Regions from separate parts of the Homo sapiens genome. Here regions 1, 2, 3 and 5 are each linked to region 4. Evidence: chromatin loops called from intact Hi-C (ENCODE). Cell type or tissue: mammary epithelial cell. All regions are shown on one strand.

What was found. A loop is a pair of places that touch in the nucleus more often than their neighbours do. Peaks named below come from ENCODE experiments on the same cell type or tissue, not always from the same donor. Only the 100,000 strongest peaks of a DNase experiment are listed, where the experiment ranks them.
Region 1: it touches region 4 in a loop (8-fold over the local background); 2 of 110 quality-filtered maps call a loop at or near these places.
Region 2: it touches region 4 in a loop (2.5-fold over the local background); 3 of 110 quality-filtered maps call a loop at or near these places.
Region 3: a loop joins it to region 4, with 3 times the contacts of the local background. A loop is called at or near these places in 6 of 110 quality-filtered maps.
Region 5: it touches region 4 in a loop (11-fold over the local background); 3 of 110 quality-filtered maps call a loop at or near these places.

Annotation. Positions count from the first base shown.
Region 1 is chr9:107,705,097-107,710,096 of GRCh38, forward strand. LOC105376207 (a long non-coding RNA gene) reads right to left here. Exons shown (of 4, transcript XR_930225.3): 3 at 1,399-1,904. Among named protein-coding and RNA genes, the nearest start is that of KLF4, 220 kb to the left of the region's middle. In mammary epithelial cell, no CTCF peak of the experiment used is centred here; DNase peaks (open chromatin) are centred at 615 and 2,535; H3K27ac peaks cover 1,375 bases.
Region 2 is chr9:108,441,301-108,446,300 of GRCh38, forward strand. LOC105376214 (a long non-coding RNA gene) reads right to left here and starts at 3,477. Exons shown (of 6, transcript XR_007061722.1): 1 at 3,153-3,477. In mammary epithelial cell, a CTCF peak has its summit at 2,693; a DNase peak (open chromatin) is centred at 3,511; H3K4me3 peaks cover 655 bases; H3K27ac peaks cover 2,751 bases.
Region 3 is chr9:107,997,188-108,002,187 of GRCh38, forward strand. LOC107987112 (a long non-coding RNA gene) reads left to right here and starts at 2,744. Exons shown (of 10, transcript XR_007061721.1): 1 at 2,744-3,386; 2 at 3,483-5,000. RefSeq lists an enhancer at 3,226-4,425. In mammary epithelial cell, a CTCF peak has its summit at 2,810; a DNase peak (open chromatin) is centred at 2,924.
Region 4 is chr9:108,053,623-108,058,622 of GRCh38, forward strand. The region is part of intron 4 of LOC105376214 (a long non-coding RNA gene); the gene reads right to left. Among named protein-coding and RNA genes, the nearest start is that of KLF4, 570 kb to the left of the region's middle. In mammary epithelial cell, a CTCF peak has its summit at 2,987; DNase peaks (open chromatin) are centred at 279, 2,679, 3,309 and 3,949; H3K27ac peaks cover 4,277 bases.
Region 5 is chr9:108,182,471-108,187,470 of GRCh38, forward strand. All of the region lies in intron 4 of LOC105376214 (a long non-coding RNA gene), which reads right to left. Among named protein-coding and RNA genes, the nearest start is that of ACTL7B, 670 kb to the right of the region's middle. In mammary epithelial cell, a CTCF peak has its summit at 2,771; DNase peaks (open chromatin) are centred at 701 and 2,631; H3K27ac peaks cover 841 bases.

The DNA of each region.
Region 1 (5,000 bases), 350 kb before region 4:
TATGCACTGCACTAGAATTTGACTGAATGAATGAATGCCCATTAAACAACTACCATGCCAGCCATTGGGTAAGTATTCCATTGAGTGAATGAAAACACCTATTAAGGACCTTCTATGGACTCAGGTATAAGGCTAGATTTGAACTAATTGGATAGGATCCTATTGTGCATCTCGAATATGCCAGACACTGCACGAACATTCCATTAAATGAATAAATATTTATTAGGCAATTACTATGTGTGAATCATTAAGCCAGACACTTTAATATACATGATCCTGCTTAATCCTCTCTACTGTAATGGAGAGGAGCAAGTATTACTATTTCCATTTTATACATGAGGAAACAGAGGCAAAGAGGCTGAGATTCACACCCAGAGTGCAGAGAAACTGAAATTTGAACACATGTCTCCTAACTCTGTAGCCAGTGCTCTTTCTATTATGCAATCATGGTTCTCCGTGTTTGTAGAACCAAACCTAATTTTATAGCATTAAAACAAATGAGAACTGATGGTACATTGAATATCACCATGTGGAAATGTATTTCTGTAATATTCTCAAGGCAAGAAGAAAACTTGACCTCACTTGTTAAAGATTAGTCATTGGAGCAGTTAAAATTCCTGTGTTCTTGAGCCCTGGCCTCTCTTTTGTGAGAAGGTTGTAGACAATCGGTTGAGTTAGCTCTCAGGGCTGTGGAGATAATTCCCACTGTGGTCGCTAAAACTCAAGTAACATTTCTCATCCAAATAAGAGACAACAAGAATGGCACTGCTTGAAGAAGGCCAGACAATTGTTCTCTTGAATTACATCCTAGTTTTTAGGCCATGTCTTATGCATTCAGTTAATTAGTCTGCAAAGGCTCACTGAATGCCTAGTGCATGCCAGGCACTGTGCAAGTGCAGGATGTGCAATGAGACTTGGCCAATTTTTAGCTGTGTGGCCTTGGGCAAGTTCTTTAATATCTCAGTCTCAGATTCCCATCCAGAAAGAGGCCAGGTGTTTATGGAGGGTATTATTATTCTTCCTTTTCTTAAACTCTTAATATTCAATTTCTTAGGCTACAAAATAAGTTTAATGTTACATGCTGCCATCTATCTATCTATCTATCTATCTATCTATCTATCTATCTATCTATCAGCATCGTCATTTATCATCTCTATATCTATCTATCATATGTCATCTATATATTTCATCTATATAAACATTTAAACAATATTTTTTTCTGGCTCATTATTTTTCTTAATTCCACAAGCCTACAAAGTAGGCATCTTTGCAGTGAGCTATACTCATGCCAGTGCGCTCCAGCCTGGGCAAGAGTAAGACACTGTCTCTATCAAACAAACAAACACCCCAAACCGGACAAAACAACAACAACAAATAAAACAAAGTAGGCATTCTTACCCAATTTTACAGATGAGGAAATCAAGGCCCTGAGAGATTAAGTAACCTTTTAAAGTCACATGGCTAATAAAATGGCAGAACCAGGATTTAATCTCAGGTGTGTCTGGCTTCAGAGGCTTGCTCTCTCCTCCATAATGTGTTGGGTTTGCAGAGACACTGACAGTAAAATATGTGAAATACTCCTGCAGAAATTGATTCTAACAATGAAATGGCAGAGGAGGATCCAAGGTAGGATTAGCCCATCCAGTTAGTTTACTCTCAGTTTGCTCTGAAAGTGATCTTTAGATATTTGAAACAGAAGAAAGTCAGTCTCCTCCAGTAATGACTAAAGAAAAACTGTGCACATTGGCAAAATGGCTGGTATCCTTGCAAACATTCCTCCTGGCTCAAGCTGCAGGAATGGCACAGAGCCCTGGAGCATAGGAAGAGCAGGTGTGGCTTCCAGGGGTACCACTAGTTCTTTCTGCTTCAGTGTAGCTTCCTTTTGAAGCCTTGGTTTCTTTCATCTATAAAATAAGAGATGATAATTTGCTCAGTGATTGCCATGGGGGTTAAATAAGAAACACAGATGAATGCATTTGGATGAGGCACATTTAAATGAAGTTTAACTCACTATGGAGTGAGTCTGTGTATTAGGCATTCTCTGAGTACTGGGTACAGTGATAAATAATGTCGGGATGGTCTTTCGGAGAAAAAGATGTGATAATGGCAGTGTGGACAGGCTGTGGAGAAGGGAGTCATTATCTGGTGTTTGGCTGGATAGTTTAATATGGGGAAGCCTTCAAGGGATATATTTCAAGTTAATGGGATGGGAAGAGGGGAGGGGGAGAAGCAGTTCTTCTGCCTGGGTGGGGTGGGGGGGATGATATAACTGCATCAATCTTCCCTGATGCTGCAGCTGTCCGGAGATCTTTGCCTTTGGCCTTGTTCTTGGCAGAAAGTTCGGCAGTAAGTGGTGCTGTGGAAAATATCTCTGTGGTTAATGAATCAATTCATTAAAAGCACTTAAAACAATGAGAAAAACCCTTTGCTGGTTTGTTTCCATCAAGAATGGGCATCACATGTTGCCTCATCACATCTTTCAACCCAGTGACCCAGGTCTCCTCCTCGTTGCTAGAATCACAGTCTTCACATTTCTCAGGATGCGTCCGGAACTTGGTGACCCTTACGGATGTACTATGTGTTATCACTAGGGTGGTGAATCATGCCAGATGTAGATTTTACCCCCGCTGTTCTCCAGGGAGTACTATGATAGAGAGTTCTTAGAATCCTAAGGCTATTGCATCATAGCTGTGGGATTTGGGGCATATTTTCTTAATAACTTGTATAGGAAGTATACAAGTATAGGAGTATATGGACTCAGTTTTCATGCCTATGAAAATTGTGAAATATGACCTACCTCAAAGAGCTTCTATGAAGAATCAATGAAATACTGTGTAAATGCTTGGGATAAAGTAGATTCTAAGTAAATGTTTTCCTCCAACTTTCCTTTTTCTGCATCAGAGGTCAACAAACTATGGCCGACTGGTCAAATCTGACCACCTACCAGTTTTTGCAAATGAAGTTTTATTGGAACATAGCCACACCCATTCATCTCTGTATCCTCTATGGCTGCTTTTGTGTACAATGGCAGAGTGTACGGCTGTGACAGAGACCAGATGAGTCATCTGTCCACAAAGCCAAAAATATTTACTGTATCATCCTTTACAGGATATCTTTGCCAACCCCTGTTCTACATAGTAGCCTTATCTCTGTGTCCTTTTCCTTCCAAAATTTCTCTTTATCAGACTAAATGCCACTGGTGACTTAGGCCACCACTCCTATGTCAAAGTGTTTAGTCCCTCTGGTTGTTGTCCGAATGCAATCCTATTGATTGCAAGTCCTTGGCCGGGCGCAGTGGCTCACGCCTGTGATACTAGCACTTTGGGAGGCCAAGGCGGGAGGATCATGAGGTCAGGAGATCGAGACCATCCTGGCTAACACGGTGAAACTTCATCTCTACTAAAAAAAAAATACAAAAAATACAAAAAATTAGCTGGCATGGTGGCGGGCACCTGTAGTCCCAGCTACTCAGGAGGCTGAGGCAGGAGAATGGCGTGAACCCTGGAGGCGGAGCTTGCAGTGAGCCGAGATCACGCCACTGCACTCCAGCGTAGGCGACAGAGTGAGACTCCGTCTCAAACAACAACAACAACAAAACACACACACACACAAAAAACAAAAACAAGTCCTTTGAGCATGACTCCAGGTACTGGGCAAACTTCAATCCAATCCTGCTGGCTTTGGTCTGACCAAATCTGAGAAGGTGTCTGTAGGTATCACCAGATTACCAAAGAAGTTCATGTACAGATATGCATGCTTTTCATGATGGTAGCAGCTCATTCTCAAAAGCCTCAGGAGTCACAGATCACTCCTTTGCCCAGACAAATCTCCAAAGAGGCAAAGAAAGTTTTTGAGTTCTTCTCTTCTGTCAGACTAAGATAAGATATGTTTGTCAATTGGGTTCTCTGAGAAGCAGCTTATGAGAGGAAGTTAGAAATATAAGCAGTTTATTGGGGAGAGCAATGTCACTTGCGTTAAATAACAAGCACGAGAAGCAGAATTGGGCAAGGAAAGCCTTCAGACCATGACAAGGAGAACCTCAGACCTCAATTCAGGTCTCCCAAAGTCTCTGCCAACCCAAATGAGAGCTCCAGAACAATGACTGCCTGCTAAAGGAGTCCCATATTAGGCAGAAATGGCCAGGCATGAGGACTAGCCATTGGCTAGAGGATGCTCAGGAGGAAGGTGGTCCTGGCTTGAAAGCTGAGTACATCCTGAAGGTGTTATGGCAAGACACTATCAGCTACCTTATCTCATGCAGCACAATGGCAAGTTCTTTCTCTAAGAGAGATCTGAGCAGTGCACCTGGTCCATGTCTGCCCCAACTCGAAAAGGCCAGCACAATCCTGGAGTAACATGCAACATAGCCAGAGACAAAAAAGCATGTCTCTGGGAGAATTGTGTATCTGGTTTTATTTGCACAGGGCACCAAAATCTTGATTTTCATAGTCAGGTAGAGTCTTTCCAAGCTGGGAATCTTGGAATCTTTTTTTTTTTTTTTTTTTTTTTTGAGAGGGAGTCTTGCTCTGTTGCCCAGGCTGGAGTGTAATGGCACGATCTCAGCTCACTGCAACCTCCGCCTCCCGGGTTCAAGCAAGTCTCCTGCCTCAGCCTCCCAAGTAGCTGGGATTACAGGCATGCACCACCATGCGCGGCTAATTTTTGTATTTTTTTAGTAGAGCTGGGGTTTCACCATATTGGCCAGGCTGATCTGGAACTCCTGACCTCAGGTGATCCGTCTACCTCAGCCTCCCAAAGTGTTGGGATTTCAGGTGTGAGCCACTGCGCCCAGCTTGGGAATCTTTTATACTAGTATCTAGAGTAGTTCTTTGACTTAGGACTTTAGGAAGGTGACTGGAGGATTTGTTGATAATGATTGGGAGACTGAGTCCATACTCTGTAATGATAATGATAATAACGAGGATGATATTAAGGAGGATGATAGAGTTTCTACATGAATATAGAGTCAAGGAATTACAAGGACTACCTATTAGGCACTG
Region 2 (5,000 bases), 390 kb after region 4:
GATACAAAGCCAGACTGCCCAAGATGACTGCCTAAAAATACACAAAAATCTAGGAAAAACAAGCTCTCCATCCTGGAGGGAATGTCAATGGAAAATAGTTGCTAGGCTTTTCCAGTTACCAGTAATAAAAGAAAAATAGGCTCCCCATTATGAATCCAGTGCTGGAGGGCTCGTCAGCTGGTTCTGAGCCAGCTTTGGTATTTTCTGAGTGCGTTACAAATTACAGGAACAAAATGTGGACTTTTCACTCTAACCATGTTTTCTAAGGCCAGACAATTTATTATTAGGTTTACTTCCTAATGGTCTATAGTTGGAAAAGATGTCTCCACGTATGGATAATATTTATAAGCTTTTAAAGCACACATATTCTTATTATGAACAGCAATTACACAATGTGCACAGATTTTAAATGAAAGAATTAAGAGAAATTCAAACAGAAATTAATAGGACATGAATCCCTTCATTATTAAGCATTATAATATGCATAAATATTTGTTGATCTATGTGATTTTTAAAAAATAAGGACTGAGCAGGAAGTATTAATCTCAAAATGCAACCTACATACATATTCTGCATTTCACTTCCTCATAGAGATGTCTTCAAGGGATCTCTATGCCTCCAGTTATTATTAGGGTAACTACAACAAACATCTGTTAAGAAGGCTTCTGCCCATTTAGTTAGTTGTGTACTGCTTTTCTCTGCTAGCAGATTGTGAAGTCTCTTGAAAGTAGGGTCTTATCTTACTCATCTTTGTCCTAATCCTTAATACAGTGTCCAACTTATAGGAGATTTTTTAAAATGTTTGTTGAAGGAATTCCTCTTGTGTGAGCTGCAGGTGAAGGCATTTTCCACTGTGTTTCTCATGGAGTCATATAAATATCCATAGAGTTAATTTCCCTTAATGTTATGAGGGAAAAAAGTCTTCTGGAGTGTTCTCTTTCTATATGTAATAACAGCAATACAGCACATTGTGTTTCTCTTTTCTACTGGGATCTCAGGATGCTCAAGGACAAGTTTTAAGCTCAACTGCAGTCTTTCTCATTGCCTAGAATTTCTGATACGAAAACTTCCCACCTTACTTTCTCTTTTTTCTGGCTCTTTATCTTTTATCCTTGTTTTATGTTAACGTTATTTTAAGCTGCCTCAAATCCTTGATAGAAGAAAATAGGAACTGAGTAAAAAATAATAAATGAATAAAGAACTAAGATAAGAAGTTAGCAAAAATTTCTTCCCAATGACTTCTTATATATGCTGCAGAAATATCCTCAAAATGCTATTACGTTATATCCATGAATATTTCATAAGTTTCAATAGAAATAAGCAGAGCAAACACAGGGTGATATCGAGGAAAAGACTACTGGACTGGAAAACCAGCAGTACAGGTTAAAGTTCAGTCCCTGTCCTTCACTAAGTGTGTGACCTTGAACAAGACACCTACATTTGTGAACTTCAGTCTCATCTCATAAATGGACTTCATTTATTCTTTCACCAGACATTTACTGAGTCCTTACTTACAACAGGGATAGTGGTAGGTGCTACAGATGTCAAGTAAATAAAACAAGCGCCATGCAATCAAGTTAGTGCACAGTCTAGTAAGAGAGACAGAAAAGCGAACAGATTACAGCAAAATGTGATCACAGCCACACATAAGGTATTGGAGCAACACAGAAGGGAGATGTCTACATCAGCCTGGAGACTTCCACAGGATTTGAAAGGAGGCAGTGGTTGTGTTGATTTTTAAAGTTGACTGGGAATTAACTAGATGAAAAATGGGGCAGGGGAGGGGAAAGAGGGCATTCCAGGACTCAAGAAACGCACGTGTGAAACCACAGAGACAAAGAACACCATGACAAGTTGGGGGAACTAAAAATTGTTGGAAGATAATAAAATACGTGTCCTGTCTACCTCCCAGGGTGATTTTAAGGATCAGTTGAGGGGATGTATACATTGAAAGTGCTTTGTAAACTGTAAAGCAACATACACGTATTCAAATGTTAAAGATTATTATAAGACACTTGTTTTTTCCCCCTGCAAATTAGAAACATTTGCTGAAGTAAACACTGTTGATGCATTAGCTGTCAGGATAGTGTATTATATTTGGAAAACATTTGCCAATGCCTGTTCAGTTTTTGAATTTCCAGTCACATGTGTTTTTTGTTTCAGCAAATGCATCAAGTAATAATGGATTTATTGTTAATTGTGCAACGTTGGAGCTTCAAGGTTTAAGTAATCTCCATTTCGTGTTGACTTTATTCCATGTTGACTGTAGAAGTTTGCAGTCTTTATTGATTAATGAAAAGTGATAACTGAGCACTATTACCACCTTGTATTCATCAAACTTTTATCAGAAGAAATTCAGGATTCTGCACGTAGACAAGTGTGCCAATAAAAGCATATTCCCTCCGAGAAAAAGGAGGGAAAGAGGTGTGGTTATCTCCACTTAAAACAGCTTTCCAAAGAGCTCCAATGGAGCTCAGATTCAAATACAAACTTCCCCATTTAACACTTCAAAAATGAAATACTTCCTTCCGAGGAGCATTCTCCCCTGGTTAGAAAAACCAACAAAAAGCATTTGGGATAGAAAAATTGGGACGGATAACTCATGTTCAAAATTCTTGACATTCATACACTATCAGTCACTGGAAGGTTTGAATCACTATGTTTAAAAAGTGCTTTCACTTTTTCCCTCCTGCCTGTAGGAGGAAGATATGAGACAGAGAAGGATAATAGGATTTTTTTTTCATGTTGCAAACAACTTGTCTGGGCTCTAACTTTTCATATTAAACCCTCAGAAAGAACTGTTGTGTCCTGCCCCTGCTCCTCCTTGCAAAAGAGAAACGCTTCTAGTCTTGGAAGATCTGTATTTGCCATGAATTTTATTTTGAGTCATGACTAAGCCACTTATTAGCAATATTGGTGATCAAGGTCTCCTACAGCACATGGATGAACTAAGTAATATGTACATTTATGTCCTTTTGTGTAAAGGAAAACTTATCAAAGCTGGACAGGACCTGAAAAGTTATTCTGTATGGCACTACATTTTATGGATGAGAAAATTTAAGAGAAACGTAAGCTAATTTGTTTAAAGCCAGGCAGTGAATACATGGCACAGTTGGGATTAGGAGCCTCCAGGGTGGTTCTCCCACACCTACCTCGCTGTGGATAGAGGCTGACATCCAGGGAAAAGGCTTGGGAATTGCAGTTGCATGGGGTGAGCGGCCTCAGGCAAGCAGTCCACCTGGTGCCACTCAATCTCACCACTCACCGGGGCTGTCAAGTCCCTTCTTCCAAAAACTAGTGTCCAGAGGACTGGTCCACAATGCCCCTGAAGCAGGTGGCCCCTGCTAGGTGAATTGAGTGCTGTTACAGCTTTGGCAGGGTTCCCAGGCAAGCAACAGCCCCTGCTGTGCCTTGACAAGAGAGGTGGCTGAACCTCCGGACAAAATGACTTGCTTTAGAGACAAGCAGGGAAAATATGATTTGTTGTAGAATTCCTGTTAGTCCAGTCAGCTCCCATCCTCTTGAGAAACCGGATTTGTAGGCACATGCACTGGCCAATGAGTCAGCCCTTAAAAAGTCATTCATAATTTATGTATAAACAAGAATAGCTTTTGTTTCAGGGAATTTGGGAGGTTTTTGTAGCCTGCTTTCTTCCAGTACCATTTTTGAAGAACTGTTCCTGTCTCAAGGCTATTCCTATAGGCCTATAAATACTTTGATGTTCAGACATCTGGAACTTATATTTGGTGTTGACTAATGAGCATTATTATTTTATTATGTATTTATATATGATCTGAAAGAAATCTGAGGTTATATGCCACATAACTCTGTATACACACTGAACAATGACAAATTCTTTTTACCCATTACACTTATGATTTATTACTTGGGCAGAAGAGGTTCTGAGTCATGCAATTGACATATAATTGTGTTTTGGAAGATAGTAATGGGATAGAGAGAATGTAAAATTGCCCTTCACATATATTGTTAAAATAATTTGTAAGTGGACAAAATGGACTCCAGAGATATTATTTCTCTCATTTAAAAAATATCAAAGGATAGCCAATATGGCAACAAACCCCCGCTCTCCTTTTGAATGGGTAAAGAAGAGCCTTGGTCTTAGAAATACATGTGGGTATGTTTGAAAGGGTAATAAACAATGCATAATGGAACTGACATCAAAGAACTCCTCTTGGAGAACCAGACCTAGTTCAAAGTCGAATGCTCGATACTCAGTTTGCCTTGGTACCAATGAGCTACAGGTAAACACTGTAAGATCAAAGGCAAAGGTGGGTGTACGGAGGAGCGTGTGATGACATTACTTTCTCAGCAAAGCATTTCCCTCCAGGGACACTGGAGATGGTACCTTGTAACAGCCTCTGTTGTATATTCAGGAATTTATTTTAAAGGAGTGTCAGAGATATTTTAGTCTTTAAGAATTGCAGCTCAAAGACCATCGAACAAGAGGCACGCTGAAGGTGGCACGCACTGAGGGAAGAGGATACTGGGAAGGAAAGGAATAAATGGCCCCATTATGGGCCATACCAATCCTGCCTGCTTTCTTCTCCCTCCCACAAGCAACATCAGTGTGAACTGGTTTGGCCCATCAGCAGGCCCTCTGGCCCTTCATGGAAGAATGAGTCCTCTGTGCATGCAGGCAGAGCAGTTGCCAACAAAGGCCCATTGCAATGTTTGAAAGCCCGAACTTGCTGCTGAATCAAAGCATTTCCACAGGCTGAAGCTGTGAACAGGATAGGCCATCAACAGTGAGAGGAGCTCTGTGCAGCTCCCATAGAGAAACTTTAAAATTGACTTATCTGTTTGCTGACAGTCCCCAGTTTCAGTGCCACAGTGTGGGCAGTATTCATTTAAAGTCATTCCCCAGAGGTCTGTTAAATTATACTGAACTGCATTTCAGGGTCTTTGTCTAGGAACCAGCTGACTGCATAGGAGAAGAAAAGTAAAAAAGAACCCAATTGATCCGACAACAGAAAAGGAAA
Region 3 (5,000 bases), 56 kb before region 4:
GCGAGAACCAGTGCAGCCTGACAGCACATTCTTCTGGGGACCCAGGCTCCTCGCCCTTTTGTCCTGTGTCATGTTCTCATCAATCATCATTTTTGGTCCTTCATTTCTATTTCTTTAGAATTTAGAATGAATTCTCCAATTTAAATTCTTTAGAATTTAGGACTAACAATGTTGGCATTTTAGAGAAGGAACTAGACTTTCCTTTGGAGTAAAACAAGTATACTATTTGGTAAAACAAAAATCAAGGGCTGAGCTATTTGGGGGGAGACAGGCCCTACTCTGAAGTCTCAGGTTTAGATTAAGGTTATATTTTCTCTGGAGGAGTGGGCAAAGCCCCCTCATATACTTTCTTCACTTGAAGGATGTATTTTTTTGTTACCGTCCAAGACTCTTGAATGGATTCAATATAGATTTCCTTGGAGAGAGAATATAGCTTAGTAGTTAGGAAGTGGAATGTAGGTTCAAATAGTCTGGCTTTAAATCCCCGCTTCACCATATCTTAAATGACCCTGGGAAAGTAACTTAATCTCTGGGTCTCAGTCTTATCATCTATAAAATGGAAACAACTCGCGTTTGTCCTTTACTCTGTATCATAGTATTTCAACTTTGGCACCATTGACATTTGGGGACAGATAATTCCTTGCTGCACAGGGACTGACCTGTGCATTGTAGAACATATGGCATCTCAGCCTCCACACACTAGAAGCAGTAGTCCTGCATCCCCCAGTTGTGAGAATTTAAACTGTTTTTAGACACGTTGCTAAATGTTTCCTGGGAGGCAAAATTGCCCCTGGTTGAGAACTGCTACTCTAAATAGTAAATGAGAAACTTATAAAGCACATGCATAGCACATAGCATTGTGGTTATGACCTGTGTTCAAATCCATCTCCTTCATTTGCAAGTTAGATTACCTCAGAAAAGCCACTTAATCTCTCTAAGCATCATTTCTTCATTACAAAATGGGTTTCATCAGCCCTACTGGGTCTATCTCATTGAACAATTGAAAAAAATCAAAGGAAGTCTCTATTATAAAAATGCCATGTAAGCCATTGAGAACTATCTGTTATGACACATTGTTACTGCCTGGTGAATAGTTTGGTAGTGAGGCTGCATGGCTAGACCTCCCCTCCCATGTTCAAAGTGATTTGCAACATCGAAGTGCTCAATACATTTTAGCTTCTGTTGTTATTGTCTCCATTCTACAGTGAAGAACCTGAGACTTGGGGAGATAAAGGAACTTGCCCAATATTGCACAGCATGGTGCACGGAGACGGAATTTAATTCAGACCATGTAATTCCAAAGTTGGTGCTATGTTCAATACATTCTTGTTTCCCAGTGAACACGAGTGCCATTATTAGAAATGAAAGCAGCACCTTCTGTTAGCAAAGGCAGTCGCCATTTATAAAAAGATGTCTGTCTTTTGGTGAGGGTTGGAAAAAGCACTACGGGACAACTGAGAATAAGATAATTTAGATATTTTTCTCCTGATTTTAATTCAGAAAAGAGGTATCCTTAGGGACTTGCAGATAGTTGAAAATGAAAGGGCAGAGCCAACCCCACCTCCATGCTATGAATCATTCATTCACTTAACGGGTTGAGTTGTACCTTCCACATCTGAGCTATTTTAGTTTTAAGTTTGCAAGCCTTGGTTATTCTAGCTTCCTAGGGAAAATCCCTCTGGTGCTTGCAGCCTCACTGGAGCCCTGGCTGTCATTGTGAACACCAGCAGTCAGAAGGTAAATACCGAGGATACTGCTCCTCTTAGCTGACTACCCTAAAGGCAAGTTCCTGATCCCTAAAATTCTATGGTCTGAGCTCAATAGCAACCATCTCACCCACTGCTTCCAAATGTACTCAGTTCAGTTGCTGTCTAGAGAGAATTTCTCCCTCTGGGTCTTGCCTGGCTTTGGAAATTGCATTGAGCCAAGGGTGGCTTGTTGAACTCCTAATCTGGAGCTACATGATAATTGGAAGAGCAGCCTGCCCACGGTGTCGCATTACATCCAACCATGCACCTCTTCTCTCCTAAGTGCCCTCGGGACACGGAATTCCAGGATTCCAGGTAGCTGAGGGGGAATGCAGCACATGAAGCTCAGCAGCAGCCAGAAGATAAGCAGTTTCAAACTGATACTCTTTAAGTCCCCTCCTTAACTACCAATCTCAGTTCCAGCAGAGATGCAGCCACACGGAAAAAGAGAAATGTTTAGTTAGCTTGGGTACAGTGCCCTCCAGGAGGATGGATGCTTGACAAAGTCCCAAGTCCAAAGCATCAGCCTTGGAGTTGAGCTGTACTAGCTGTCTGACCTTCTACTAATCCTTAGGAAAAATTAGGTTTTTCATTTTCTTTTTTTCCAGATGATGAAACGTCTTCAAAAAGAAGAGTAATTTAACCTCCAACTCTCTGTACAATCAGGTAATACTATTGTACTCAGTTGAGGTGAGAGGCATGGTGCATTACCCAGCACATGGCGGGGCACAGTAAGTGTTTGTTTGGCTTTTTTTCTTTTCTCTCTCTCTCTCTGTGTGTGTTTTTTTTTGTTTTGTTTTGTTGTTTTTTTGTTTTTTTTTTTTTTTTGACAGGGTCTTGCTGTCTCACTCAGGCTGGAATGTAGTGGTATGAGCAAGCTTACTGCAGCTTCAGTAGATCGAAGGTGCTGCCCACCACCACACCCAGCTAATTGTTTTGATTTTTAGTAGAGATGAGGTCTCACTACATTGCCCAGGCTGGTATTGAACATCTGAGCTCAAGTAATCCTCCCACCTCAGCCTCCCAAAGTATCTGAATTACAGGTGAGCCACTGTGCCTGGTCAGCAGGTGGTGTTTTGAGTCCTTCCTATAATAACTCTTTGTTGAGCACCAACTACATGCTATTGTCCTGGGCCCGGCCCCAAGATGGTCATTACTGTGCACATTGTAATGCAGCAAGTATGGAATTTGCAACCAACACCCAGATCTTCCGATAAGTTCCTCCTCTTACCAGCATGCAATCCTAGGCAAGTCATTTTCCTTCTCTGCATCTCCATCTCCTTACCTGAAACAAGCAGAGAAGATTTACAACACTCATTGAGATTATACACCTCATGCAGTCCTGGCACAAGATAGGAATTAATGTATTCATTATTTCCTTCTTCCTTTCCACATGTCTGCATCAGTTATGTGTGCTAAGTACTCCACACAGCTCAGAGATGGGAACTTTTGAAACTCTTCTGATCTAGTGCAAATGTTCTGGGGATGGCGAGGATCTGGAGAAGTCCGGACACAGAGTAAATCAGGTTGGAGAGAGATTTTTTTAAAGACATTGCAATTGCTTAGGTGAGGAAGACAGAAGACTTCAGAGGAATCGAAGATGACTCCTAGGTTTCTGGCTCGAACAACTAGGAAGAGGTTGGTGTCAAATGCTAGGGAAGAATTCTCTTTACCTCCTGTCTTAGTCAGTTTGGGCTGCTGTAAAAAATGCTGTCAAAATTTATTTTCTCACAGTTCTGGAGCTTGAAAGTCCATCAAGGTGTCAACATTATTGGTTTCTGGGTGAGGGCTCTCCTGGCTTGCAGACAGCCACCTGCTCCCTGTGTGCTCACATAGCCTTTCCTTGGCGCTTACACCTGGGAGAGAGTGAGGAAACTCTCTGGTGTCTCTTATTAAAAGAGCTTTAATTCCATTGGACCAGGACCCCACCGTCATGACCTCGTCTCATCCTAATCACCTTCAAAGGCTGTGTCTCCAAATACCATCAACTGGGGATTAGAGCTTCCACAAATGAATTTTGAGAGAACACAAACATTTGATTCATAACACCTCCGTATTAATAAGAGAGAAATAATGATGACGCGTATCCTAGTCATCTTCCTATTCCAATGGCTTTGAGCCTCTTTGATTATTTCAGGAGGTGGCTTGCAAGCACATCTGTCTACATTCGTTTTTCTTCCATAAGAAAGATAAAGGGGAAGAGGAGCCTCGGTAGGTGAGTTAGGGCTAAGCTATGAGTTCATAGTGAAGACTTTTGTGACACAAGCATAAAAAACTAGGTTCCTAAGGACCCAGTCAATGTGAGGCTTTGAACTAGAAACTGGGATGTCCGCTGAGTCAGAGGCACCCTTACCCTCAAGGATCTCACGACTTTGTAAATACATGGAGGATTTTCTCAGGAAGTTAGCTGTTTGGACTCTCGTCTCAGGTCATGAACATCTTGCCTCTGAATATGAAGGTCCTTAAGTGTGACTCCATCACTTTCCTGTCCAGGACTTCCTCAGGCAGGGGATGGTCTGCTTACCTGACCCCTAAGTGGCTTGTTAGGATGAATCATGTTCCAGTTCTCTAAGAGGGTTTATGTGTTGGAAAGAATATTCTCTTTGATCTCATGGCTTAGAGTGCATAGGCTTTGTCCAGTTAATCATGTAGCTGGCGTCAGGCTTTGCCAGTTTTTATTTCTTTGAGGCTTTATGGCATTTAAAGGGTTGGAGACTGGCCCTGTAGCGAACATGGTTTTGACTTCAACAGCAACTGAACCTTTTCTCCAGCTCTTTGATAATAATTGATTAGTCTAGAAGTCCAAGCAAAGGTGGGACTTTCTAAAGTGCCTCAGATCTAAGGGGTGATTGAAGGGGTGAGTCTTTAATAAGGACGCACTCTCTCCTCTCCTCTCCTGAGTCATTCCCACATGGTTAAAAGAGCTCTCCCAATAAATTTGATTTTGCCTTAGTGCTTTCCATTTACAAAGTACATTCATTCCACTATCAATTTAACCTCTCAAATCAGCCTTGAGAGGTAGAAAGAGCAAGGCAAATGGGCTTAATTTTGCAACAGAGAAATTCTAACACTCATTAAATGATTTGCTCAATGTCTCATGGGGTACGAGTTGTGAGAGGAGCTAACATTTATTGAGGGTCTGCTATGTGACAGTTTCCTTGTAAACCCTAACTTATATAGTCTACAACTAACCCTGGGTGGGGGGTAGATATTATTGTGCCCAGTTGAAAGATGAAGACACTGAGTCATGAG
Region 4 (5,000 bases):
AAATCCCACTGGGATATTCTAATCTCCTTGGAACACGCTGCATTATCTGTACTTTCAGCACAGCTCACGTTTCAAATGGCAGGCTGCAGAGCAATCTGATTGTTTTATAGGCCCAGCCAAGAGAGGAGCTCCAGTTCCTTTCTCCTGGCCAGGTGCCCTCTTTGAGGGAGAAGACCTGCGGTGTATAGAGACTAGCCAAATGCTTAAAGATTTCAGAAACTTCAAAGGCAGGGGAGGAGCCAGAAACAATAAAAAGGAAAATGATAAACATTCAGCTTAAAGACGGGCTGAGTTAAAATCCCTGAGAAATCACTCCGAGCAGTTAGAGGCCGATTCTCAGAGGCCCGTGGCAGCGTTCCATGGTGTTACACAACGTTCCAAGAAGCAATTATTAGCTTTGTTTTAGTTGTGATTAATACAGTTAACGACTCGTAGAGGTGGAAAGACAATGGAAATGAGGAAGACGAGCACACAGAAAGGGGTCCCTGCTCCAGCCCAGCACTCTCTGACAAATAAGGGGAGTTCATCCCATCTTCAGGGTGTCTAGGAGGTCTTCACCCATTTCGAAAATTCAGTTTTGGAACTATTTGATAAGGAGAAACACAATTTTTTTTTTTAAACAGCCCAAAGCCCTTGCTGTTGAATAGCAAAAGGAAATCTGCTTTATTAAGGGGCTCTTCGCTTCCTGTGGGCAAAGCTTTGCCATGGGGCTCGACATCATTAAGGTCATGTCTGCACAAAGACCAGGAGAGAGAGAGTGATCAGCTGGAATGTTTAGGTCCAAAATATTGGAAGAGCTCAGCCTGATTCTCATGGGGGACTTAAATAGCTCAAGTAGAAAAAAAAAATCAGTAGATTTAAATCAGTGCAAAACTCTGTGTGAGCATTTACTATGTGCCTGACACTTTTCTAGGGATGTATTTTGTTCCAGCAGGCAAGACAAAGATTCCCTTTTCTCATGAAGGTCACATTCTAGAAGGAGATACAGACACAAAATAAAAGCCACAATGATACATCATAGGTTAACATGGACTGTGCTATGGAAAAGAAGAAAGCTAAGCATGGGAAGGAGTGTTAGGAGTGCCAAGGGCTACCTGGGGAGGCAGGAAACACAACAAAATGGGTGGAGATGTTGGGCTTCATCAAGATTGGGAGATCCAAGCAAGGCATGGAGGAGGTGATGAGGTCAGCCTAGAGGTTTCTAGGGGGCATCCAGGAAGAGTGAGGGACAGTATGCCTCAAAGGGGCAAGTCAGGAATGTGCTGTGTGTCAAAACAGCAACAAGAAATCCAGCGTGGCTAAGGTGAAATGAGTACTGAGGCAAGAGGATGGAGGCTCAGAGAAACACAGGGTTGAAGGGAGGGCCTGAAAAGTCTTAGAGCCATTGTGAAGATATTGCCAGAGTAAAATATTGCAAACACAATGTCTCAATACTCTAGGAGACTTGAATAGCTTAGACAGAAAAATAAGAAATATTTACATATATACAGAAAAAAATCATGTCATTGTTATCTTCAAGAAGCTCACAGTCAACTGGGAAAGATAGATAAGTAAACATAGAATAATAATCTTACATGTGATAAGTAGATACTACAAAAGACAAACGCTTTGACTTGGGAGCAAAGGGGATGATTTGTGATCCTGTGTGGGGGAACCAGGGAAGATTTCCTAGAGGAGAGGACACCTGAGCCTATTAAGTTGAAAACAGTAAATTTGTTAGGCATTTTACCCTACACATTTGCCCACAAAGACACGTACACTCCAAGGATGTATGTGATTTGTCCCAGTTACCCTGCACCTAAAGTACCAGTCCGGTTTTACCTCCTACTAGAGCAATTGCCTTCCTGTGTGCAGACCCAGTTTGAGCTGTGTTTGGGGTTGTTTTCCTCCAGCTTTCGGCTGAGGTCATGAAATGAAAAGGCTTGGCCGCAACGGAGCTTCTTAGAAAACTCCGAGCTTGCCTTCTCCTGATGTTACTGGCTTCCCTCTGTAGGAGTGTTTCCCAACTGGGGACTCTCCTTCAATGAAAATCTAGACCGTGAACACTGTAAAGATGGCCCTGTGCAAATGAATTTCCCATGCTGGTAAATCTTACAGCAGAGCAAGGAAGACCTATAATCAAACAGAAAATATATGGGTAATTTAATTAGAGATTCACTGGAAACTTAAGGTGTTCAAGGTAAACAACCAGAACATTGAAATGTATTCTTCCTGGTAGACTAGAAAGTTTGCAAAGTTTGGTTTCAGGCAGCCCTGGGTACATATGCAGGTTCAATCACTTGCTAGCTATCTGATCATGGCCCTGTTTTCCTTCTCTGTTGCGTGAGATCATAATACTTGTCTTTCTGAGCTCCCAGGGCTATTCTGAGGATCATGAAAGTATGTGGTAAGCTGTAAAACACTATACCTGTGTTGAATGTTTTCCTTTTCAAAGTGACTTTAAAAAAAAAAACTTCATTGGTTTATTTAGTCAATATGACACACTTCTGCAATCTTTTGAATCCATGGAATTTTCATATTAGAAATTACAGCCCTCATGTTACAAATGAGCAAACAGGCCCAGAGAGGGAATATGATTTACTTAAGATTGCACAGCAAATTAGAGGTAAAGCTGGACCTGGGTTCCCTGACTCATCTTTCCGTGTTCTTTCAAATAAATTACAGTATATAATAGAAGATCATGTGAAGGAAGATTCTTCCTGCTTCTGACTCAGAGAGACAGGAAGTATCATTTCCTTCTGGGTTCTTCCACTGGAAGCACATTGCATTTCCTTCTATAGCAAACACTTTCACTAGTTTTAAAGGCATTCTTTTTTGATAAAAAAACCTCTTAATCCAGCACTTATGTAAAACTGCTTTCTTTAATTCTTCCAGTAACCCAGTAGGTTATTAGTAATCCCATTTTGCAGATGAGGAAACGGAGTCTCTGAAAGCTGAAATGACTGACCCAAGGTCACATCTAGGAGGCAGCAAAGGTGGAGCCCACCTTCGAAGGCATTGTGCCACTATGTCTTTCCACCACACCGAAACCGTATATGCTACTTTCTCTTTTACCCTCTGGCAGAATTTAGATGTCTGCATTAGAAAGGAGCTAATTAAAGAAAGCAGCTGAAACAGTGAAATCCATCTTTATGAATCAACCTAATAAGTAGAATTAAAATCGCAAATTAGACTTAGAGGATAACCTGATTTTTAAATTTTGTTACAAGATTGCAAAAAAAAAAAAAAAAAGATAATGTTTTCCATTTACACAATGACTTTTATCCAAAGCAGTTTCACAGATGTGATAGAGATGAATCATAGGTAGGATTTATGAGTGAGTCTAACATTTAGCAATGTGAGATGCCCTAGTAGAGACAGTGTCTGTGTAATAACAGGAGCACTGAAATCAGAACTGCTTTTATCAGAGATGCTTGGCAGATTAGATTCATTATTATTGTAAATATAAGAAAGTATAAAAAAATGAATAAAACTCGCCCAAGCCTAGATAGCTAGAAGCAATTATTCATGTTATTGTTGTATGTTTCTTCCTTCTCCCTGAACACTGCCTTTTAAAAACTTTGGCTGGGATTAGACTGTATGTGAATTTGCACTTGATGTTATTAGTATTACTTACTATGATATATAACATGCTTCAGAAAGATAATATTTAATGGATGAATCACATTCCATTACTGAAAATAAAAAATATATATTAAAGAAACACCCCCAAATGGGAGAAAAACAATGACAAAAACCAAATGCAGAAAAAAAAATAGTGAGGTGAGTTGCAGGCTTTAAAGCAAAAGATAAAGTCTTTACGAGAGAAGACAGAATAGACTCTTGTTTCAATGATACTCTGGCCTCCCTAGTTCTTGTTAACATTCCTGAGGCAACATTTTGGTTGACTCTTTCAAACTGGCTGTGTGTGCTTGTGCAGGGATTGGCCAGCCTTTTCTGTAAAGTGCCAGAGAGTGAATCATTTCGGTTTGAGGCAATACAGGCTGTGTAGCAACTACCCAACTTTGCCATTGTAGCCTGAAAGCGGCTATAGACAGTATATCAACCAGTGAGTATGGCTGTGTTCCTACAAAACTTTATTGACAAAAACAGACAGTGGATGGAATTTGGCTCTCCCAGGGGTATTCGTATATCAGTCTTTGCCTGGGCCTGGCTCTATGCTAAACTGTGTATAGATACAGAAAAGAAGGAAGTGTTTTGTCTCTGCCCTCAAGTAACTGGGAGAGATGAGAGAAGGCATCATTGCAATGTAGCATATGAAAAGCAATAAATAAGATGCACACCAAGTGCTGTGAGATCAAAGAGAAGGAAGCAAGCCGATCTCCTCTGGGCAATAAGGAAGTCCTCACAAATGAAGGGATCTAGCCTGAGTTGCAGAAACTGAGTAGGCATTTATCTACATGCGCCTGTTCAGTTGACTGTGTATTGGATTTCTTCTCCTATAAGGTTTGGGGGTGCCTCCATGAAAATTCCCAAGTCCTGGGCTTCGCCCAGACCAGTAAAATTTCCTAAGAAACTGGTGGGCACTTTCCAGAGCAAACTTTACTAAACCATTGCCCTGGATGATTTTTTATCCTTGTTTGATCAAGGTATGAAAACAGCAAAGCCGGTGCGTCTTTGAAGTCCTTCTGTGTTGTGTTTATTTGGTGTGTGTATACATGTTATACAAGGTACTAAGGATGAAATCACAGGGTGTTGTTACAAATTCCACCCCCAGCTATGGGGCAACTGCATTGTGGCATCCAGTCAATGCCATAATGAGTGCCTACTGTGTGCAAAAGGTGGTTTTCTGTCCAAAATAATGATCGATCCTCCGTTTCCAACACCACCCCACCAGCAGCAGCAGGACAATTGTCAAAGGGACAAAGGGTCCCGAAATGTTTGCTTCAGAGGGAGCAAAGAGAATGAGGAAGTGGAAAGAAGAGGTATTTGTTTTGGGGTGTGTTAACTGTTTCTCTTTTAGCAGGAATTTAGCTGAGGTGAGGGTTAATGATTCCATT
Region 5 (5,000 bases), 130 kb after region 4:
AAGGTTTCAAGGGGTGGAAAGCTTATTCTCCACACCTCTAAATTTCCTTGAGCATTTTGGCGGCCTGCCCTTCTCTGAGTCCTCCCTTCGGAGGTATAGTAAGCTCTCTGGCTAGAGGAACAGCTGTCGTTCGATGGTTCCCTCTGGGTATCTTCATCAGAAACCCTGACCCTGGGGGTTTGGCTTGACTTCTCACCTCCAACCCCACACAGGATGAGGCAGTGACAATAGCTTAGTAGGTCTGCTCTGCAAACTTGAACTTTCTCACCATTTAACTGCTCTGAGGTCAGATGCATTTGACTCTAAACACCATGCATTTCAACAAGGTTTTATGATATTGAAAGTTGTATTTTGATATCCATCTTACTAACTCCTTTGTCTACCTTTCAATTTGTTCCAACCATAGGTGGAAATCAGGGAGGGTATCCACTTTTCAGAAAAAAAAAACAAAAAACAAAAACAGGGAAGCAGAGATTTTCAAAACAAAAACTATGTGTCCATGTAAGGTGTGGAGGGAAGGGAGGTTGGCTCTGACATTTCATCTTCATGGTAATTTATGTGACTTTTGCATGCTTTGTCCGTCTGAGAAAGAGGAAGTCCAAAGCTGAGGCTCTTCTATTTTGTTTGGGAATGAGTCACAATCTGGCCCTGGACTACCTATCTAGCCTCATTCACCATGGCTGGCTGCTCTGAAACCAGACTCATATTTTCCCTAAACGTGATCCCATCCTTCCAGCCACCAGGCCTTGGCTCACACGGGGATTCCCACATCTCCACGCTCAGTCTCAGTATGAGACTCGGTGCAGCAGGGCTTGACCCTGGTCTGCAGGAGACATGAAGAATGGGCTATCTCAAGACACAAGCTCTCTGATCCTAGTTTCCTGGGACTGCCAGGACAAAGTGCCACAAACTGGATGGCTTACAACAACAGAAATGTACTTTCACATATTCTGGAGGACAGAAGTCTAAAATTGAGGTGTCTGCTGAACATGTTCCCTCTGAGAAGTAGAATCCTTCCTTGCCCCTTTCGAGCCTCTGGTGATGGCCGGTAATCCTTGGTGTTCCTTGTACAGCAGCATCGCTCCCATCTCTGCCTCCGTCATGTCGTGGTGCTCTTCCTTTGTAGGTCTGTGTGTCTCTGTCTTCATGTGGCATTCTCCTTTTGTTATAAAGACACCAGTCACATTGGATTAAGGACCCACCCTAATGACCTCATCACAACTTGATTACGTCTGCAAAGATCCTATTTCCAAATACAATAGTCTCCTCTTATACATGGGGGATACATTCCAAGACCCCCAGTGGATGCTGAAACCACGGATTGTACCAAATCTGATTGCGGTCAATTGGAACATCTTTCTGTTTATGTCTTCCACCCACAAATGCAATGCCTTTGTCATCTTAACTAAACACTTATCACATACTGTGGCCATAACTTCTGCAGTTTAAGGTGTGACAGTAAAACCAGTGTGAATTTCTTTTTCCTTCCTCATTATTTCACTAATGGATTTGTTCTTACCATAGATATTAGTGATCTCAGTATGCAGTTTTTTTTTCTTTCTTCAATAAGTCAAGAACTTTCATTTTTTGGCTTCTCTTTGGCATATCCAAATTGCCGGCCTCATTACTCTTCCCCACTGGGGACATTATTAAGTAAAGTAAGGGTTACTTGAACACAAGCACTGCAATACCATGACAGTCAATCTGATCTCCAAGATGGCTAATAAGTGACTCATGGGCAGGTAGCTTACGCAGTGTGGATATGCTGAATAAAAAGACAATTCATGTCCCAGGTGGGACAGAGCAGGATGGTGCAAAATTTCATCAAGCTACTCAGAATGATAAACAATTTAAAACTTAGGAATTCTTTATTTCTGGATTTTCCGTTTCATATTTTTAGATCATTGTTGCCTGAAAGTAAAGGAAACCACAGAAATCAAAATCATGGAAAGGGAAATCTCAGATAAAAGGGAACCCCTGTAGGGTCATATTCATGTGTACCAAGAGTTGGGACTTCTGCATATCCTTTCAGAAGATAGAATTCAACTCCTAACAGCTCTCATTCACTTTTCAAGGCTCAGACTCCTAACAGTGGGAAATGCTCCCGGAGGCTGCAACCAGGTAGGACCTTTCCTTCCTCTGCTGTCCCAGGAATTGGTCTCCATCTTTTGATATTTGTACCGGGTTCCCTCATGTGGTAATTTGAAAGACATGACAGAGAAATCATGTGTGCAAGGAGAAGAAAATGTTACTTTGCACCCATAGGTACTCTTTTGTGCTTTGCATAGTCTCTCACAGATTACGGTTTCTGTAATCATTCTTTGGACTGACCTGAAACTGTGGAGGGATCTGGCCCCAGGAAGCCTCTGGAAGAATTCAGGATTGAATGATTGAATGGAAGCACCGGCACAAACTCACCACAGCTGGCCAGGAAAGCCCTGACCAACGGGCGTCCCCAGGTCCCTCTGTGGTGTGTGCTTCAGCCTGCTGCCAGCTGAGGAGTGTCCCCCGACTGATTTCTCCGGATAGAGCTGAATCCAGAAAGCAGGCTGTTCAAGAGAGGCATGTGGCTTGGCTGAGTCAGGCCCACTTCCTTTCCCCAGTCTGGTATTTATGGCTCCCTGCAGCAGCCTAGTTGGCAGGTCTGGACTGCTTCTCCACCTACATTCCTAAGCCACACTGCTTGGCCAAGATGCATACCTGCAGCCTGGCCTCCAGTGTTGGACAGTGTTTGTGGGAGTCTTGCTGCTCCTTGGGAGATCAGCACCTGGTGGCTGGGAGCGAATTTTGGATACCTGCAAAGCCTCCAAGTTGCAGCCATTATTTTAGCCCAGGCCACAGGGCAGGAGGACTTTATCATATAGAATGCATCAGAATGAATACACCGGTGTTCCAGATCCCAGTTCTGTCCTTTAGGGAAGGCTGTGGCCTCAAACAGGTCATACGCCTCTCTAACCCACTGTGATTGATCTCATGTTGAAAATGGGTTCATTGGCAATTTCCTTGCAGCATTACTAGAAGGCAGCTTGGTGGTAAAGGACAAGTGTTCTAGAATCAAGCAGCCTAAATTCAAACTCAGGCCACAAACTTGGAGCAAATCACTTAATTCATCCAGCTTTAGTCGTCTCAGCTGGAAAACTGTACTTGTTTCCTACGCCATGCTAACAAATTGTCATAAGTTTGGTGGCTTAAAATACGCACACTTATTTGCTTACAGTTATGGAGGCCAGAAGCTCGAAGTCAGCTTTACTAGGCTGAAACAAAGGCATTGGCAGGGCTGTGCTCTCTCCAGAGGCTCTAGGGAGAGTCCATTTACTGGTCTTTTTCAGCTTCTAGAGCTGCATTCCTCGAATTATGGCCATTCCATCCACCTTCAAAGCCAGGAGTGTAGCATAGCATGTTCAGATCTCTCTCTGCTTCCATCATCACAGCATCTTCAGCATTCGGTGTCAAATCTCCCTCTGCCTGCCTCTTTTTTTTTTTTTTTTTTTTTTTTTTTTTTGAGATAGAGTTTCACTCTTGTTGCCCAGCTGGAGTGCAATGGTGCAATCTCAGCTCATTGCAACCTCCCTTGAACCTCCCAGGTTCAAGCGATTCTCCTGCCTCAGCCTCCCAAGTAGCTGGAATTACAGGCCTACACCACCACACCCAGCTAATTTTTTGTATTTAGTAGAGATGGGGCTTTACCATGTTAGTCAGGCTGGTCTCAAACTCCTGACCTCAGGTGATCCACCTGCCTCGGCCTCCCAAAGTGCTGGGATTACAGCTGTGCGCCACCATGCCTGGCTTCTGCCTCCCTCTTCTAAGGACACCTGTGATTTCACTTACCGCTCACCAGGATAATCTCTCTATCTCCAAATCCTTCACTTAATCACACCTGTGAAGTCTCTTTTGCCACCTAAGGTGACATTTACAGATTCCAGGAATTAGAACCTGGCTGTCTTTGAGGACCATTATTAGGTCTATAACAACAACATTAAAAATATGTATCAACCAATACAGCATGACACAGATCCCTCAGCATGGTCCTCTGCTTTCCTGCCTCATGAGATGGGCAGAGACCACTTAGGGAGCTCACATTAGCAGCATTTACTAACCAGGTTTCAACTATTTCAATATTTTAACAACCAGGCATACCACCTAAATATGAACACTGCTATTAGTAAATGCCTCAGAGAGCAATTGTCATGATTAGATGCCACAATCCATGTCAAGAATACTAAGCACAATGCCTGGCATACAGTAAATGCTTAAGAAATGCTAGCTATTAACATGGTTATTAATAGTGAGCTGGTGCCTCCCGGGGCCTGAACTCTGTTCTGAGTGGATTCATTTCTCTGAAAGATGAGAGCTCCCCTGCCTCCAGCTGCATCTCCACTGTCTCTTCAGGCAGCACAGATATTCCCGCATGCCTGGGCCTTGCCCTCCTGGGTACCAGTCCTACTCATTCTTCTCTATTTCCTCCACCTTCTCCCTGGATATGCTCTCACTCTCAGCTCCCCCAGAGTCAGGACACAACCTATCTTCTGCAGCTGGCATTCTAATCAGAAATTGGGTCAAGACACCCATTCACCAGCCCCCAGTTTGCCCAAAGAATAAATTATGCTTCCCACTTCCTCATCTACATAAGATGTGCTGTGGCCAAGAATGCACTGGATGCTTCCAGCAGCCTGGGAGGTGGCCAAGTATCCTGAGCTTGGAGTGTGTGCACTGGAGCCAGGCTTTGACAGCTGCAAGAAGTCCCTTGCTGGAATATCCATTACTCTGAGCTGATTGGCCAAGCCTGGATGAGGGCGCCAGGCCATACCCATTCCTATGAGCTGACTATAAAGTTAGTACTCTAAAGCTACAGTCTTCTCTTGAAGCCAAGTAGATGAGGGCCTATTGGAATCCTCTGTACAAGGAGGAAGGTTCCAGGCCACCCTCAGTACCGATGGCTAGTTAATCTTTGAAGTTTGGCTCTCCAATCACCCTCTTCAATTGTATTTTTCCACCTTTAA